Linked DNA regions of Homo sapiens: region 2 is linked to region 1. A link is a loop called in an ENCODE intact Hi-C map of the cell type or tissue named here. Cell type or tissue: B cell. All regions are shown on one strand. Links, peaks and the distances in the headings refer to the core of each region. The heading gives the core; the rest is flanking DNA.

Region 1 (8,535 bases), core at 536-8,535:
GAAATTCAGTCTCTAGTTCATATGGAAACTTGGGACCTCACTGTGCTGCTTGCTCTTGGCAGAGGATATCATTTGAGCTGTCATAGCAGAGGACCACATTTACCAGGGTGCACTTTGGCCAAAGAATAGTAACCTTTCTAAGGCTTAGTTCCTCTGGCCTGACCAAACCAGTCCCAGGAGGCCCCTGGGTTCCAGTCAAGGTCATGGGAGAGGCCCACCATGGATGAGGCCTGGGGGAGCAGGGTGGAAATTAAGTGCCCAGGTATGTTATGGATAGCCTGCAGCCCTCTCCAATCCCTACCCTCCAAACCCAGTGAAGGGGGACATGAAACAGGTGAGGCAGAGGAGCAAATGCGGGTCAAGAATTCCGAACTATACTTGACTTACAGTGCAGCTGTGATGTGCACATTGGTGTGTGCCACGAGACAGCATAGTGTGGTGGAAAGAAAATGGGTTTTGAACAGAGTGTCCTGGGTTTGAATCTCTGCTTGCCCATGTACTAGAGAGTAGTCGAACCTCTCTGGGCCTCAATTTCCCAGATGTAAAATGGGAATAGTAGTACTTACCTTGCACGGGTGCTGAGAGAATTCCATGAGACGACACAACCCGTGTAAAGTGCCTGGCATAGGCATATCACATTAGGGCACTCAGTAAATGTGATGTCTTTTCTACTTGCCTTCCTGTCATACCGGTCCCCATGTTTTGGATTTCTGCAGCTAAAGTTAAGAAGCTTTTTAAGATAGGAATCCCAATTCTCACTTTGCCTCCTTTTCATAGCTCACCTAAATGGCTGACTTCTGTTCAGCACCTCTTCATGGGTGCACTATTCTGGAGAGGGAGATCCTAGAGTTCCCACCTTCTGTTTGTTTGTTTTTGTTTGTTTGTTTGTTTTTTTGTTTGGTTTGTTTTTGTTTTTGAGACAGAGTCTCGCTCTGTCACCCAGGCTGGATTGCAGTGGCGCAATCTCGGCTCACTGCAACCTCCGCCTCCCAGTTTCAAGCAATTCTCCTGCCTCAGCCTTCCAAGTAGCTGAGACTACAGGTGCCTGCCACCACGCCCAGCTAATTTTTGTATTTTTAGTAGAGATGGGGTTTCACCATATTCACCAGGCTGGTCTTGAACTCCTGACCTTGTGATCTACCCACCTCGGCCTCCCAAAGTGCTGGGATTACAGGTGTGAGCCACCATACCTGGCCAGCCCTTCTGTTCTAGACTGTGAGCCCGAAGACTGCATTCTCTCCCAGGCTCAGTTTCCTTATATACATAATGCCACCGTGGTCAACCTCTACAGCATCATTTCCTGCACATATTTTGTCTAAACACCTTGACTGCACCTCAGAGAAGCTGGGTATGGGCCGGATTCCTTTGCCATTTAATGCATACAGCCCGCAGAACAATGTTGTCTGCTGAGCCCCTGGGGGACAGCAGAGAATTGGAGCCTCTTTTCATGGTTCTCACAGGCCATGTGACACACAGATGGGAGAAGCTGGCATCTGCAGGGCCAAAGGCCTCTGGCCAAGGCACCCATACCAAAGGGGACAGACTGGCCAAAGCAGCCTTATCCCTATCTCCTTAGGAACCACATTCTAGTGGGATCTGTTTGGTGATACAGGTTGGGAGCATGGGTGGGGAAGCCTACCCCAGGCCTGATTCAGTCATGAGGATCCAGGAGCACCCTCCAATGGCTGTTGCTAACTACAGTTGCCAGATAAAACTTAGGTGGAATCTGAGTTTCAGAAAACAAACAAAAAATGTTTTTAGTATGTCTCACCTACTGCCTGGGGCGTACATTACAAATCAGTCCTTATATATTTGAAACTCAAATTACATTGGGCATCTTGTATTTTTATTTTTTTGAGACAGAGTCTCACACTGTTGCCCAGGCTGGAGTGCAGTGGCGCGATCTCGGCTCACTGCAACCTCTGTCTCCTGGGTTCAAGTGATTCTCCTGCCTCAGCCTCCTGGGTAGCTGGGATTACAGGCGCCTGCCACCATGCCCGGCTAATTTTTGTATTTTTAGTAGAGATAGGGTTTTGCCATGTTGGCTAAGCTCGTCTGCTAACCCTAGAGCTGACAGGAAGGCTTTTGGGTTGGGCGGTTTTACGGGGAAAATACTCTGTAACAGCGTTTTTCCTTTACTCTCACATCACAACAATCAACGCAGAAGAGTTATGACCAAATGTCGGGGTGGGGGGGGGGCGTTTCCCCACACACCAAGCAGCTGGGTGTCCTCTAATGCAGTCTGACACTGAAAAGTAGTGTCAGATCCCACATTGGAGGGCTCAGTCCCCAAGACTGTTCCCCCAACACCAGTTGTAAGTCCAGACCTCCAGAACTTCTGACCAACTGGCTTCAAGTTGGGGTTCCCGTGACTCCCTCTTCGGGTTCAATTAATTTGCTGAAGTTGTTCAGAGGGACTGAAATTTACAAAGGTCAGAGATGGTAGAGGAAAGAGTATGGTAAGTGTGGTGTGCAAGCCCATCTAGTGGGAGCACAGTTGAGGAGGGAACAGGAGGTGGAAGCCAGGTGGGAAAGGAAGTCTGGGGCCCTGTTGGAAGGACCTTGAATGCTGTGTTGTTATGATAGACAGTTTTCCTCCATGATTCCTGGCTCATAACTCCCATAGCCCTTGTTACAGTCTTTTGTTGTAATATTGAGTGTGTTAGGCCACAGGAAACAGACTCTCTCCTTCTCCTGCCCTCCTTTCACCTGCCCCCAGGCAGGACTCTAATCTTTCCTGGACTTTCCAATGGTTGTTCTTAAGACCATTCCCAGAGAGGTTCCCACCCTATACCCCGGGGGAAGGAATGCTGACGTTATAAAGCTTTCATAAAAACCCAAGCGGACAGGGTTCAGGGAGCTTTGGGATAACTGAACACATCGAGGTTCCTGGAGGGTGGTGCCTGGGGGAGGGCTTGGAAGCCCTGTGCCCCTCCTCCCACACCTGAATTGTTTTTTCTTTTTCCCTTCATGAAACTCTTCCCTGCTCCTTGTATGTGCCTCCATAGTCATTATAAGATTTTATGATAATTTTTACATGTCTCCCCGCTCCTAAGTACCTTCCACAGTGTCTAGCATGTCATAGGGAGTGATTGGTAAATAGCTGATAGAAAGAACAAATTAAACTATCAGCCTTGTGAATTTTCTAAATAGAGGTCTGTACTTCTCATGCAGAATTGACTATGTTTTTTTCCTGCCCAGTAATTTTTTTTTTTTTTTTTTTTTTTTTTTTGAGACAGTGTCTCACTCTGTCGCCCAGGCTGGAGTGCAGAGGCACAATCTCAGCTCACTGAAATCTCCGCCTCCCAGGCTCAAGCGATTCTCCTGCCTCAGCCTCCCGAGTAGCTGGGACTACAGGCATGCACCACCATGCCCGGCTAATTTTTGTATTTTTAGTAGAGATGTGGTTTCACCATGTTGGCCAGGCTGGTCTTGAACTCCTGATCACAGGTGATCCACCTGCCTTGGCCTCCCAAAGTGCTGGGATTACAGGTGTGAGCCACCACGTCTGGCCTCAAGTAATGTTTTTATCAGTATTCATCTGGAATTCCCTGCTAGACCTTTCATTCTTTGAAGACAGACACTGCATTTCCTTCTGTACTGTAGACACCAATGTTTCATGAGTATATTTTGTGTTGAGCAGAATTGTGGGAAGGGAGTGTCTCTGGGTGATCATATCAAGCTAGAGCTGAGATTCTCCTTCCTGCTCCAGTTCAAGTCTGACTCTCAGTCAATCTTAAAGCCACCTGGCCTGGTCCTGGAACTGAAGAACAGAGACAGAGGTTATTTGTGAGATGCAGGGAGTGTGTGCCCGGGGTAGGGGGGTCTAGACTAAATGTGTGTTCCAGGAACCATCCCAGGGTTTCCCTTGGGGCTGGCATGCTGCTAAGAGAGTCAAAGAGGTCAAGGAAGAAGAAGAAAACCTGGAAACAGCAAGAGAGTGGGGCGCGGGCGGGAGGTGGAGGCCCAGGCCAGAGAAAAATAGGAAACATAAGTTTTGAGTGCAACAGACTGAGCACTGTTTCAAGAGTCTGGCAACCTGGATTCTTTCTCTGGCTCTGTTCCTGCCTTGAGCCATGAAGGAAGGAAAAAATATACATGAGTGCCCACTGTGTCATTTCATGTAGATTTTATTCCAGTTTCCCAACAGTCCTGCAGGAAGCTGGGGTTGAGAGAGTAGATCATTGGCCTACAGACACACAGCCCAGCCTAACAACATAAATTAACCTCTCAACGTTAAATGAAGTAAAATGAAGTTCAGTTCTTAAGTATCTTTAAGTTCCTTTCCTCTCTAACTTCTACTAGTAGAATATTTCTACCAGTAGAAAAAAACAAAAGAAAACCCAAACAACTCTCAACCATGGGCCAAGAGAAACTAAGAAATCGATATTGAAAGGCCAGGAGGGGCAGGAGAAGTGGCTCAGGCCTGTAATCTCAGCACTTTGGGAGGCCGAGGCGGGCGGATCACTTGAGGTCAGGAGTTCCAGACCAGCCTGGCCAACATGGTGAAATCCCTTCTCTACCAAAAAATACAAAAATTAGCCGGGCGTGGTGGCACGCACCTGTAGTCCCAGCTACTCTGGAGGCTGAGGTGGAAGAATCGCTTGAACCCAGGAGGCGGAGTTTGCAGGGAGCCGAGATAGTGCCACTGTACTCCACCCTGGGCGAGAGTGAGACTCCATGTCAAAAAAAAAAAAAAAAAAAAAAAAAAAAAAAAAAAAGACGGGAACGTGTGCAATGTAAAGAAGGCTGGATGAGAAGCCCAGGGAAGTCCTGAGCTAGCTTAGGAGAGATCTTCAGGTGTGGGCGTAGGCATGAGCCGCTGCCTCTCTGTGCCTGTTCCTCATAGGGTCACGGCAGGTGCAGAGCTGGAATTCAAGTCGGCGCTGGGGCTCAGCTGGAGAGGATCCTGGCGGCAAAGCTTGCGAATTACACATATAAATCAGGGAGAGGAAAAGCAAGCGGACTTCCTGCAGCCCTTGGGGGTTGGGAGTGGGGTGCGTTTCCTGCGTCCCTGACCCGGGAAGGACGCTGTTTGGTGGTAGCAAGCACCTAGCCAGAGAGTGGCTGGGCACCTAGCCAGAGAGTAGCTGGTAGGGCGCAGCTGAGGGCTGGAGGGCTTCATCAGAGAACGGCGCTCAGCTAAGGTACCTAGCCAGGAGAGGGTGGAAGTCATTCCCCAATTCCCATCCTTGCGCCCCCCGGCTTAGCCCACGCAGCCTGGACAGAACTGGAGGAGGGGTGCACCTGCAGCTCTCAGCGCCCCGGCTGACCTCGAGGACCCCAGGTTAGGGAGAGCTTCCGAGCGCTCCGACAGGAGCAGGGAGTTGGGGTGGGTAGCTCCGCAGGTGCACGCTGCGGCCCTTAGGGCGACAGCCTCGGAAAAGGCGCATCTCCGGCTGTGGGTTTCTCGGGGGCGGGGCGCAGGGGCGGGGCGGGGCGAGGGGCTCGCAGAGGCCTCGGGTTGGCCGAGCCGGGAGGGAGGAGCATTAGTATTAGCATAGCCCCCGCCCCCTGCGCGCAGCAGTGCCCAGCAACCCGAGCGGAGGCGGCCGCTGCAGCCCGGCGCTGAATGGGCTGGCGGCGCCCGGCTCCGTCCTGCCCGCGGCCGGCCCCCGCGTCTGCTCCCTCCCCGCCCGGGCCCCTGTCGGCCGCCGCCAGTCCCCGCCCCGACTGTGAATGAAAGGCGGGCGCCGCCGAGGGCTGGCTGGGAACGCCGCAGCGACGCCGGCCTCTCGAGAGGCGCGCGCCCCGCCGAGATGTACGGTAAGGAGGGCTCCGCGCCCGGGCCCGGGCCCGCGGGGGCGACTCCGCAAACTTCCCCGGCGCGGACCATTGTCCCCCTGCACGGCCCTGGCGCGGGGCCAGGCCGCTGACCTGGTGCCCGGCGGGGCTGTTGCGGTCGCTCTGTGCGCGCGCGTCTGCGCTGCGAGGACAAAGATGCCTCGGGCCGGGGACCCTGGGGTCCTCTCCAGGCCCGGCGCGTGCCGGTGCTGGGCGGTGGTCCTTCGGGGGGCGGAGGCTCAGGGGAAAGCGGGTCTCCCGGAGCCGAGCAGACCGGGAGTGCTGGAGGAGGTGGTCGTGTGGCAGCATTTGCGGAATTAACAAAAGCGGTTTGTGCCTGGGAGTTTTCTGTGGGAAGCCGGTCCAGGGCTGAGGGAGACGCCCGCGGCCGGTCGTCTGCGCGGCTCGGAGAAGGCGGGAGGCGGCGCCGGCGGCGCAGAGGCCCGGGGAGCAGCCAGTGGCCGAGTCTCGTCTCGCCCGCCTGAATGGACTCGGCCTCTGCCTGCCCCTGCCGCCCCGCGGGATCCAGGTTCACCAACTTCCAGATTTTCCCTCCGCAGTGATGAAGGGAGGAGACGCTGCTGAGAGGGTGCAGCACAGCCCTGACCTCTCCCCGCCTCCACCGCCATCCCCTCAACTGCCGTGCAACAGTTAGCCAGACCCTCACGATGCACGGCTCTGCTTGATCATTTGCTAGGACTCCCTCTGGTTTTGCAGGCAGTGTGGGTGAAGAAGAGAGAGCGCGTTGGGTCCCACATTGCAGCTCTGATGAATGGAGCACTGGAGACCTAGACCAGTCTAGGAATGGACTGCATTCCTGAGCCTGCAGCCCACCAAGGGCTGTGCGTGTGTGTGTGATCCCGGTAGACATAAGTCCATGAAAACCCAGGTCTCTGGCAGCTCTTCTAGTGCCAGCAAAATAATTGGAGCTGTGCTCACCTCCCACCCCCACTGCAAGGTAGGGGCTCAGGCTGCACTTGAGGGGTCAGTGTTTGGAGAAGAGTGCGTTCCCAATTTAACCCATCACTGAGGCTGCTCGGCTGCTCAGCTGCCTCGCTCCGCGAACAGACTGTGAGTCACAAAGTTTGTTAGAGGCAGAGGAAGCTGAGAGCCTGGTGGAAAGGCTCAGCAATTGGTGGGCCCCCCTACTGAGAGAGAGAGAGAGACTGACTCAACTTTTTCATCGGTCTCCTTCCCTGCCCAGTTGCTCAGAAATACGTTTGCATTTCTGATCCAGGGTGAGACATCAGCAGGTCCCCTCAGCAAGTACCATTTCTCTTGGACCAAGTGGGAGGAGGGGGAGGTTGGCCTGAGAGGCTGTGCTGCTGACCACTGGGGACTCTGGGGAAAGGTAAAAAGGCGGTTATGCTTTATAAGCCAGAGGTTGTGATATGTATGTATATATATAGGAGTATGTGTGTATTTTTTTACTCTCTCTGTTTTCCCCCTCTTCTTTTCTGCAGAGGTAGCAGCCTGAAGCTGCAGATCATTTGACAAAAGCATGTGACTGCAGGGGCACCTGCAGTGGGGAAGGAGTTAGGACAGGCTCATCAGAATGGGTCAGAATTAGGAACTGGGTTCTGCTGGGCTGCCTCATTGCATTTAGTCCAAGATAATTTGGTCGTTTACCCGAGATATCTGAAGGTGGGGGTCCCAGGCTGCCTCTGTTGTATGAAGCAAGACAAGGAAGAGCTGGATAGTCAGAAAGGTGAACTGGGGAATCAAAGCATCTGGGTGCTATTTTCAGACACATCTCAGGTTTTCATTTCTCTTTTATAATATATTTTTATTTCCCCAGATGCAAACAGATATGGTATTTACCCTGAATGATTCATAGAAAGATTGTAATGGAGGAATCCTCTGGGCAGTTGCCTGCAGCAAAGGAAAGTCACACCAAGCTTGGGTGGGAAATTACTACTGAGTTGCTGGGTGCAGAGTCTGATCTTAGGAGGTGTGGGAGGGAGCCCACTCCCCCTGGTGAGGACTCAACTGCTTGGATTTTCGTATATTCCTGACTTTCATGAAAAGAAAGGGTTCATGTGATATTTAAAATCATTTTCTCACCAGAAGTCAATAGAGTGATGAAAAAAAGTGAGTAAGGAGGTTTGGGGGCGGGGATCACAGAATTATAGACTTCTTATAATTGCAATTTTCCTCTTGTTTTACAAGTTATTTTTCCAGGGTGACAGAGTTAGATGGAACAGGGCACAATGAAAATGGGGGCCTCCTGGCACTGCGCTTCTCCCCCTCCCACCTCCTGACCTCCCCTGTGTGTCCTATAAAGTCTCATTAGAAAAATACCACCAGGGGTTTTATTAACGTGATGGGCAGAGAGGCCCCCCTATGGAGCCGAAAGTCACCTAAGAGCTTTAGGTAAAGGTGTACCTTGTCCACCCACCTTGGTGACTTGTGCCACTATAAATTTGTCTTCCCATCTGTCCAGCTCTGGAGGATCTCCGTTTCCCATCCCTCCCCCTCCTCACCCTGCCTCTGCCCTCCACAGCTCAGCCTTCTTCCTTCTGCTTATGGGAGGCTGGGAACCCCATGTCTTTGCTGGACACAGTGCTATCTAGGATAGAAGGAATCCTTGTTCTGAGGTCATCCCATCTGAATCCAGGAGCCCTTTCATGGCTGGGTGACCTCAGGCAAGTGGAATTGTCACTCAGAATTAAATCCCTGTATACAAAAGTGAAACGCATGTCTGTCTACCTTCCAGGTCTGTTGTGAGCATCACAAGAGGTTCCGAGCTCC
Region 2 (8,657 bases), core at 271-8,270, 630 kb after region 1:
TCTCAAAAAAAAAAAAAAGCCTACAACTGAATACACTAAGCAGTTGAAAATAAATGGATTAAATCCACAAGCAGCAACATGGTTATAGCCCCATCAGTTATGAAGTAAAACGCATACCTCTGACCCAGCAACTGTAGTTTTTCATTCACTGCAGCAACGGTCCTTAATGAGAATACTAAATAAACTACGATACATACTACATAAGAGATTGTGTAGTAGTTAAGAAGACTCAGGTTGATTCCTGTGTTCCAACATGAAAAAATCTCAAAATCATTCTGTTAGGGGAAAAAACTGCAGAACAATGTGTATGGTATGATGTCATTAATGCAGAGGAGAAAAAACTCTGCTCTTTTTTTATTCTGTATTACCTATATATACATGAAAATACATAGAGAATAGCCTGGAAAGACCACAAAAACTGATAACTTCTGTTTCTGTGAGTAGGTCAAGGGGGCCTTTATTCTGTCTATACTGTTTTGAGTATCAGATGAGTTTGTGTTCCCTATATATACATGAAAATACATAGAGAATAGTCTGGAAAGACCACAAAAACTGATAACTTGTTTCCGTGAGTAGGTCAAGGGGGCCTTTATTCTGTCTGTACTGTTTGAGTATCTGACAAGTGAGTGTGTGTTCTGAGCCACCTGCAGAGTTGCAGCACACAGTCACACAGAGTGTGCACTACACAACTCCAGCAGCTGCCAGGCACAAGGACTCCAATGTGAATGGTGCTCCCTAAAGCTGGGCAGAATACAATCTACACAACTAGGTGCCACAGCTCTGATGCTCGTGTAATTCGAAATCAATAAAAGGGAGTAGGGAAGATAGAGAATGGACTGCAAACCAGCATAAGGGAACATTCTGGGGTGATGGAAATTTCTTGATTGGAATGGTGGTTACAAAGTATACAGCAGTCTCCCCTCAGAAATAAACAATTTGTAAGTTTTAAGTTGTGTACCATTCTGAATAGCGTGACGAAATTTTGTGCCATCCCACTCTGTCCCACCTGGGATATGAACTATCCCTTTCTCCAGCATATCCACACTGCATAAGCCACCTTCTGGTTACTCACTTAGTAGCTGTCTCAATGATCAGATTGACTGTCATGGTATCACAGTGCTTGTGTTCAAGTGACCACTGTTTTACTTAATAATAAAGTGCAAGAGTAGTGATGCTGGCAATTGGGATATGCCACAGAGAAGCCAAACATATGCCTAAGAGAAGTCATTAATCTCTCATGGCAACTAATTTATAAGTTAAAACTTTATCATAGATACTTAAGTATAGGGAAAAAACAGTCTATATAGGGTTTGGAATTAACTGTGGCTTCAGGCATCCACTGGTGCTCTTGGAACATATCCCTGAGGCTAATGGGGGGACTACTGTACACATTTTTCCAAAACTCATCCAACCGCACACGGGAAATCTGTGCATTTTATTTTGTCAACTATACGTCAAAAAGTTGGTTTTAAAATAAATACATAAACAAAATATCATTGAGAGAGCCTGGAATAAGGCACCCAATATTGTAGAACCTAGGCACCTCTCAACAAGAGACCTGCTGGCTGTACAGCCCTGAAACAGGAGAAATAAATTTACTTCTTCAAGGCTTCCTATACAATGCCAGATTTTGATTATTACTTATTTTTCACACGAAGAAACTAAGGCCCTGAGAGAGTAACATAAAGACATAAAATAAACAATAAGTTGAAATTCTCTTGGTTCTGAGTCTAATTTTCTAACCATAGGTAGAAATTTGTCTCTCGGGCATAGTGGACATCCAAAAACTCTGCCAGCACTACCTTGACTGCACAACCCCTTTCAAAGGCAATTCCACTTATGCATGATAAAAATCCTTAGAGAACTCATAAAAGGTCAAGTTTTAATTTGGCAGACAAAGTAACCCAACAGGCACTGCAACCCAGGTTACTGAAACAGCAGCCTGGAGCTCCAGAGTTCAGAGATTCAACCAAGGCAGAGCACAGGTAGAATTCCAGCCCTTACAGAAAAGCAGAGGCACCAACAGCCTCGCACTACAGGTCTAAGACCCAAGAACCAGGACCAAAATGAAAAAGTGTTCTCTAGACAACACTACCCTCTTCCTTCTCAAGTAATAGAAAAAGCCAATGGGAGAAGGAACAAAATGGGATGATCTCAAGCAACAGGCCAAGGAGCAAGCTCTTGAAGGCCAACATGAAAGACACATGGGAAAGTGGTAGCATGGCCACAGAAACCAAGACCTCGCCGCCTTAGCCATTGCTTTAACGTGCCCAGACCTCAGAACCGGGGTTGCCTCGCATAGCAAAAAAAAAAAAAAAAAAAAAAAAAAAAAAAGAGGCAGAGAGAGAGAACTTGTGGAACAGGAGAAATCCAGCAACCTTCCCTAACACTAGAGTGACTGACACTGCTCCATGGCAAATGTGGCCAAACCTTGCTTGTCCATTCATTCATGCAATAGACACTTATGGCTCAACCGCTGTGAGCCAGGCAACATTCTGAAGATTTAGCAGTCAATAGTCATGGAGCTTATTTCTAGATGGGAAGGAAGGAAACTTCCTTTCTTTCCAAACGTCTTTTTTCCCCATCTAAGAGCCCCCTTTAAATGTTACCCGTAGGAGCCTTCAAAACTCTCCCAAATTTCTCCCATAGGCTTCTTTTGACCTTTCTGCTTTATCCCCAAAACCACGCAATTTATGGCTCCAATTTCCCAATACTGGGAAAAGACAAAAGAGACCGAAAGTAAATAGGGCATGCGACATAAAATTCGACGCTCCTTTGTATTTCATGTGCATATCTTCACAGCCACACTGTCAGCACCTCAATAACATGACGGTGTTCCATACTATTTCGTGGCCCCAGTGCTGACTACGGGTCTCTACCTACGGTAGCTGGAAGGTCTTCCTAATCCCAAGGCCTGGCACAGGAATTTAAGGGCAAGTATTCGTCACCGGCATCCTCGTCTCGGGACACTTCTTTCCTGTCCAGGGTGACCTCCTGGACAGGTTCGCTATTAGGCGCCTCGGGAAACAGTGATTTGGGGTGATCTGAAATAAATACCCTTCCCTCTGCCAGGGCCTGCCCGCCTCACCTGCCCTCTGCCAGGACCTGCCTCACTCGCCCCTTCAGCACCTAACGCAGAGCCGCCTCCAGGCGAGCCGGGCTCGGGCAGCATCAGCCCGGCGCCGGGCCCCCGCTCGCGCCCGTGCCCCGGCGCGTTCCGGACCCCGATACCCCTCCCGGCCCGGGATCCGCCGCATCCCCTCTGCCTGTCCCTCCGGGGCTAGCCGCGCCGTCCCACCTCGCAGCCGCGCGCGGTGCAGCGGCCCCGGCTCCCCGCGCCCTCCCCGACTCCTGCAGCGCCGCACCCGCAGGCTCCCGGGTCCCCAGTCCCGGCGCAGCGCGAGCTGCCGTCCCGCACCTCGCGGGCGCGAGGCTCCAGCCCAGCTCGTCTCCCCACAGCCCCGGCGGCGGCCGCAGACCCCCACCTTGCTCACTTCCCCGCCGGAGCAGGGGTCGTCGGGAAGGTCTCCTGCGGCCTCACTCCTCCGCACGCTCCGGCCCAGCCCCCTCGGCTGAGGCAGCGGCAGCGCCTACTCAGGCCCCGGAGCCACCCCCGCGGCGAACGTTCGCAGCGCCCGGCTCGCGCCGCTTCTCCGCCCGGCACGCGCAGCGCCCGCCCCCGGCGCGAGGGCGCGAGGGCGGAGGGCGGAGGGCGGATGGGCGGGCGCGCGCCCAGCGCGAGCGCGCGGCCGGGGGCGTGGCTTCCGCGCGCGGGGAGGGGGCGGGAGCGGCCGAGCAACCCCCCTCCACCCCGCCCCCGCGGCCGCGCCCCGCCCACCGGTCGCCGGCGGGTTCCGGGCAGGCGGGAAGCTGGCTCCATCCAGGCTTCTCCCGCTCGCTGGCGTCGGGCCGGGTGTCTTTCCATCCGCAGGTATCCGTCGGCGGGGTGCCCGGCCCGACGTGACTACCCGACAAAGAATGCAAAGAGCCACCCCGTGAATCATTCTCCGCGCCTGGGTCACAAGCCTGTGCCCGAGTGACCCCCGTGAACTCCGCAAGCTAGCCCAGCCGCGGCGTGCGCCCCGCGCTGCACCAGGTGCCTGTGGGCGCACGATCACGGTCACGGCGCCTGGGCTCGAGGCGCCCCAAACTTAGCGGGGAAAACAGCCATGTACACAACCAAGTCCGATGACCCGTGCAGAGCCAAGCCACGGTGCGATGCTGGCACAGAAGCTAGAGACGACTTCTGCTTGGACGCCGCAGAGGGCTAGAGGCGGCATTTATGGTCAACCTCGAAGGAAGAAAAAGAAGTCCTAGGAGGAAAAAGGGAGGACATTAGGGCTGGGAAAACAGTTTGGGCAAAGGAGCCGGGGCAGCCAGGTTTACCATCTCAGCACCAGCTTTTTTGTGTTTTACTGTTATCCATCTTTTATAGAATTCTTTCCAAACTGTGAAATACAGGAGATGGTGCCAAATTAGAATATAGCAAGGACTTTTTGAATGGTTCAAATGGTCATTCTCAACGTTACTTAAGACTCAAAACAGCAACGTCCTTTGGGGGCTATTGGTCAATGATGAAGGCTGTAAGCTCCAGAGCTAAGCGACCCCAGGCCTGCATGCTGGGAGTATGGTTTTCACTGCTTTTTGGCACCTTACGGTAAGGCAGATCGTGCCACCTCCTGCTGCTGCCTGCCTGCCTGCCTGCCTGCCTTTAGAACACCCTCTTCCTCCTCCTCTCCTCTTTTTATTTTTAAACTCCTATGGTGAAGGAAATGCTGATAACCAACTTTGTTAAATGGGAACAAATAGGTTCCTCAAAAGATGAGCATTTTCTGGCCTGCCGCGGAGGCTCACGCCTGTAATCCCAGCACTTTGGGAGGCTGAGGCAGACGGATCACTTGAGGTCAGGGGTTCGAGACCAGCCTGGCCAACATGGCGAAACTCTGTCTCTACTAAAAATACAAAAATTAGCCGGGCGTGGTGGTGTACGCCGTAATCCCAGCTACTTGGGAGGCTGAGGCAGGAGAATCGCCTGAACCTAGGAGGCAGAGGTTGCAGTGAGTCGAGATCGCACCACTGTACTCCAAGTCTGGGCAAGAGAGTGAGACTCCGTCTCAAAATAAATAAATAAAGATGGACATTTTACCTTTTACCTTACATATATGAAGTGTGTGAATATTTTCATGCTTGAGGAGACTTATCTCTTGTAGGCACGGTCTTGGCTATGTTTTGTACATATTAAGATACTCAGAATACAGGTAAGAGACCTCTAGCTTCTTTATTTGCCCTTTTTGAGCACCCCCTATGTGGAAGGCATTGAGAGGGGTAAAACATTGATTCTGTTCTTTGGAGAAAAGATGTGTAAATAATATAAAATAAATGTGTAAATATCGCTTGATATGTTCGGTTTATTGATTGAAACCAAGGTAATTTCAATATGTGGACTAGACAATCCTAAACCATAAGGGAATTAAATACTTCAAGGACACTGTATTGGCATCTCTCCATCTCTGTTCTCTATTTCTTCACCTCCCACATCCTCAGAAAACTTTTCAAACACCTTTCAATCATTCTCCCCCTCTCACTCCAAAATTACCAACTTCTCTTTACTTGTCTCTTTCCTTCATCATCTATTCATGTTTAAGCTTTTCCTGTCCTCAAGAAAAAGGAAGAAACCCTTTCGCTGTCCCTCTAGATTCTGCTTCAGTTACTAGTCCCTCTCTGAGTTTTCCTTCATAAATATCTTGAAAGTCATCTACCCTCATCTCTACCTCCTCAGCAGCTCCTCAGCTCCTCAAACCTATGTAGTTTCTGTCCACACCACATCACTGCATTGCTCTCAGTCATGAATGGCTTGTTGGATCCTAAATACCACAAGCCATCTCTGAGTCCTCATATTGTTAGAACTCTCAGTGACATTGAACAGAGTAGCCCACTCTTTCTGAAACTCCCTTGGTGTCATGGCATGACTCCTGTCTTAACCCCTGTGACCACTTCTCAGTTTCACAGATTCTCTCCTCAGCTGGTCTCACGCCACACATTCTCCCTGGACCATTCCATCCACTCCGCTTCTTTATCTACCGCATATCAGCAACTCCCAAGTGCACTCTCTCTAGCTCAGGCCACTCATCTGGGTTCCTTATTCACAAAAGCCCGCCAGACTTCTCCACCTGGGTGTCCTAGAGGTACCCCACGTTCTACATGTCTAAACTACTGTCCACCCAGTTGACCAATTCAGAAACTGGGGGGCCATTCTTGATTCCTTCTTCTCCCACCACCCCTCTGCCCTGACTCCATACCCAACAACCACTAAGTCCCATTGATGCTTCCTCATAAATAAATAACTAGAATCTTTCCCTCTTAGCCCACCTCCCCTAAACTAATGCAGCAGCTTTGTTTGTTTGTTCTGGGACGGAGTCTCGCTCTGTCACCCAGGCTGGAGTGCAGTGGCACGATCTTGGCTCACTGCAACCTCCGCCTCCCAGGTTCACGCGATTCTCCTGCCTCAGCCTCCTGAGTAGCTGGGATTACAGATGCCCATCATCATGCCTGGCTAATTTTTATATTTTTAGTTAGAGACGGGGTTTCACCATGTGGACCAGCCTGGTCTCAAACTCCTGGCCTCAAGTGATCCCCACCTGCCTTGGCCTCCCAAAGTACTGGGATTACAGGCGTGAGCCACTGCGCCTGGCCATGCAGCAGCTTTTTATGTGGTCTCCCTGCCAGTCTTGCTGCTTCCAATCCATCTTCCATGCTGCAGATTAGAGAAAGCTTTCAAAAATTTACCACCCCTGGTGTCACTGTCTAGCACTTCCCTTAATCTAGCCCTTGCCCATTCTCTCCAATCCATCGTCTATTGCTTCCTCCACACACACCATACAAACTCCTGGAATGTTTCCACTTCCCCTTGGCTCCACACCTTTGTGCTTGTTTCTGTCTCTTTTTGGAATGTCATTTGAATACAAGCAAAGAATATCCAACATATGTGTCACTGGGGTGCTACATATGTCGAAGCTATAATCTAAGAATCTTTCTGAAAATAAGATATAAACCTATAAGGCCTACATTTACCTGGGAAAATTGCCAGAGGCTGAACTCTGAGAGCTATGCTATTTACAGTGTTAAACTGATAATAATAATAATCTTCAAGGTCTGCAGGTACAAAGTTCAAATTGTTTAAAAGGGTAAGAAAATTGGACTGCAGGCCAGGTGCGGTGGCTCAAACCTGTAATCCCAGCACTTTGGGAGGCTGAGGTGGGCAGATCACCTGAGGTCAGGAGTTCGAGACCAGCCTGGCTAACATGGTGAAACCCTGTTTCTCCTAAAAATGCACAAAATTAGCCGGGTGTGGTGGTGCACGCCTGTGATCCCAGCTACTCGGGAGGCTGAGGCAGGAGAATCGCTTGAACCCGGGAGGCGGAGGTTGCAGTGAGCCGATATTGCGCCATTGCACTCCAGCTTGGGCAACAAGAGCGAAAATCTGCCTCAAAAAAAAAAAAAAAGAAAGAAAAGAAAATTGGGCTGCGGGACTTTAAACGTGGCTGCCAATTTTTTTTTTTATCATTCCTCTCCATCCAGGATGGCCTTACTGAATTGCTCGGCCAATAGAACATGCAATATTCTGGGATTTCTAATCCCAGTTCACAAAAAGTCTTTAAGTGTCCACTTGAGTTTGGGTCTTTGGTCTTTGGGAACACTTTTTTTTTTTTTTTTTTTTTTTTTTTGAGATGGACTTTCACTCTTTCACCCAGGCTGGAGTGCAGTGGCACGATCTCTGCTCACTGCAACCTCTGCCTTCCGGTTTCAAGCGATTCTCCTGCCTCCGCCTCCCGAGTAGCTGGGACTACAGGTACCCACCACCACACCTGGCTAATTTTTGTATTTTTAGTAGAGACGGGGTTTCACCATATTGGCCAGGCTGGTCTTGAACTCCTGACCTCATGCCACCCGCCTCAGCCTCCAAAGGTGCTGAGATTACAGGCGTGAGCCACCGTGCCTGGCCAGAACACTTATTCTTAAAGCCCCAAGCTGCTATGTAAAATATGTAACTCCCCAGAAAGGTCCTACATGGAGAAGGAGAGGACCTAGCTGATTCTTGCTGGTATGAGTGAAATCGTCATGAAAGCCCTACATCAGCAGAATACCACTGAGTGACCTCAGTTGAAGCCACAGGGAACAGAAGAATCATCCAGCCAAGCCCTACCCAAATTCCTAACTCCAAAGACTGTGAAATTATAATTAAAATGGTTCTTACTTGAAGCCATTCTTTTTAGGGTAGGTGGTTTATTATGGAGTCTGGTAGCCAAAATAGTTGGCATCACCCGTCTCAAGAACAACAAACAAGCAAGGCAGTAGTGATACAGCATTTTCAGCATTTTCTGGAAACTTAAGGAACAAAGATGCAAGCCAAGGATTTTATATCCATCCATTCATGCTGTTTTTAAAACATCTAGTCGATAAAAAAGAACTGTTTACAAAATGCACAACTCAAAGAATACTGCACATGCAAGCCCATCTTAAGCATCTAGTAGAGCAGGGTCAGCAAATTTTTCTAAAGCATCTGATAGTAAACATTTTAGGTTTGGTAGTCTAACTACACCAGCCTGCTACTGTAGCACATAAGCAACCATACATGATATGTCAATAAGTGGGCGTGG

The links. Peaks named below come from ENCODE experiments on the same cell type or tissue, not always from the same donor. Only the 100,000 strongest peaks of a DNase experiment are listed, where the experiment ranks them.
Region 2: a loop joins it to region 1, with 8 times the contacts of the local background. A loop is called at or near these places in 3 of 110 quality-filtered maps.

Annotation. Positions count from the first base shown.
Region 1 is chr2:25,036,554-25,045,088 of GRCh38, forward strand. EFR3B (EFR3 homolog B) reads left to right here and starts at 5,523. Exons shown (of 23, transcript NM_014971.2): 1 at 5,523-5,766. The coding sequence starts at 5,760. DNAJC27-AS1 (DNAJC27 antisense RNA 1) reads left to right here. Exons shown (of 3, transcript NR_034113.1): 3 at 1-3,141. RefSeq lists enhancers at 4,531-5,480, 5,481-6,429 and silencers at 5,387-6,006, 6,137-6,216, 6,327-6,456, 6,787-6,916. In B cell, for the core only: no CTCF peak of the experiment used is centred there; DNase peaks (open chromatin) are centred at 5,498 and 6,478; H3K4me3 peaks cover 2,450 bases; H3K27me3 peaks cover 3,447 bases.
Region 2 is chr2:25,669,901-25,678,557 of GRCh38, forward strand. DTNB (dystrobrevin beta) reads right to left here and starts at 3,677. Exons shown (of 21, transcript NM_021907.5): 1 at 3,486-3,677. RefSeq lists silencers at 3,126-4,055, 3,420-3,714 and an enhancer at 5,863-6,072. In B cell, for the core only: no CTCF peak of the experiment used is centred there; DNase peaks (open chromatin) are centred at 3,161, 3,601 and 4,051; H3K4me3 peaks cover 1,864 bases; H3K27ac peaks cover 1,051 bases; H3K27me3 peaks cover 217 bases.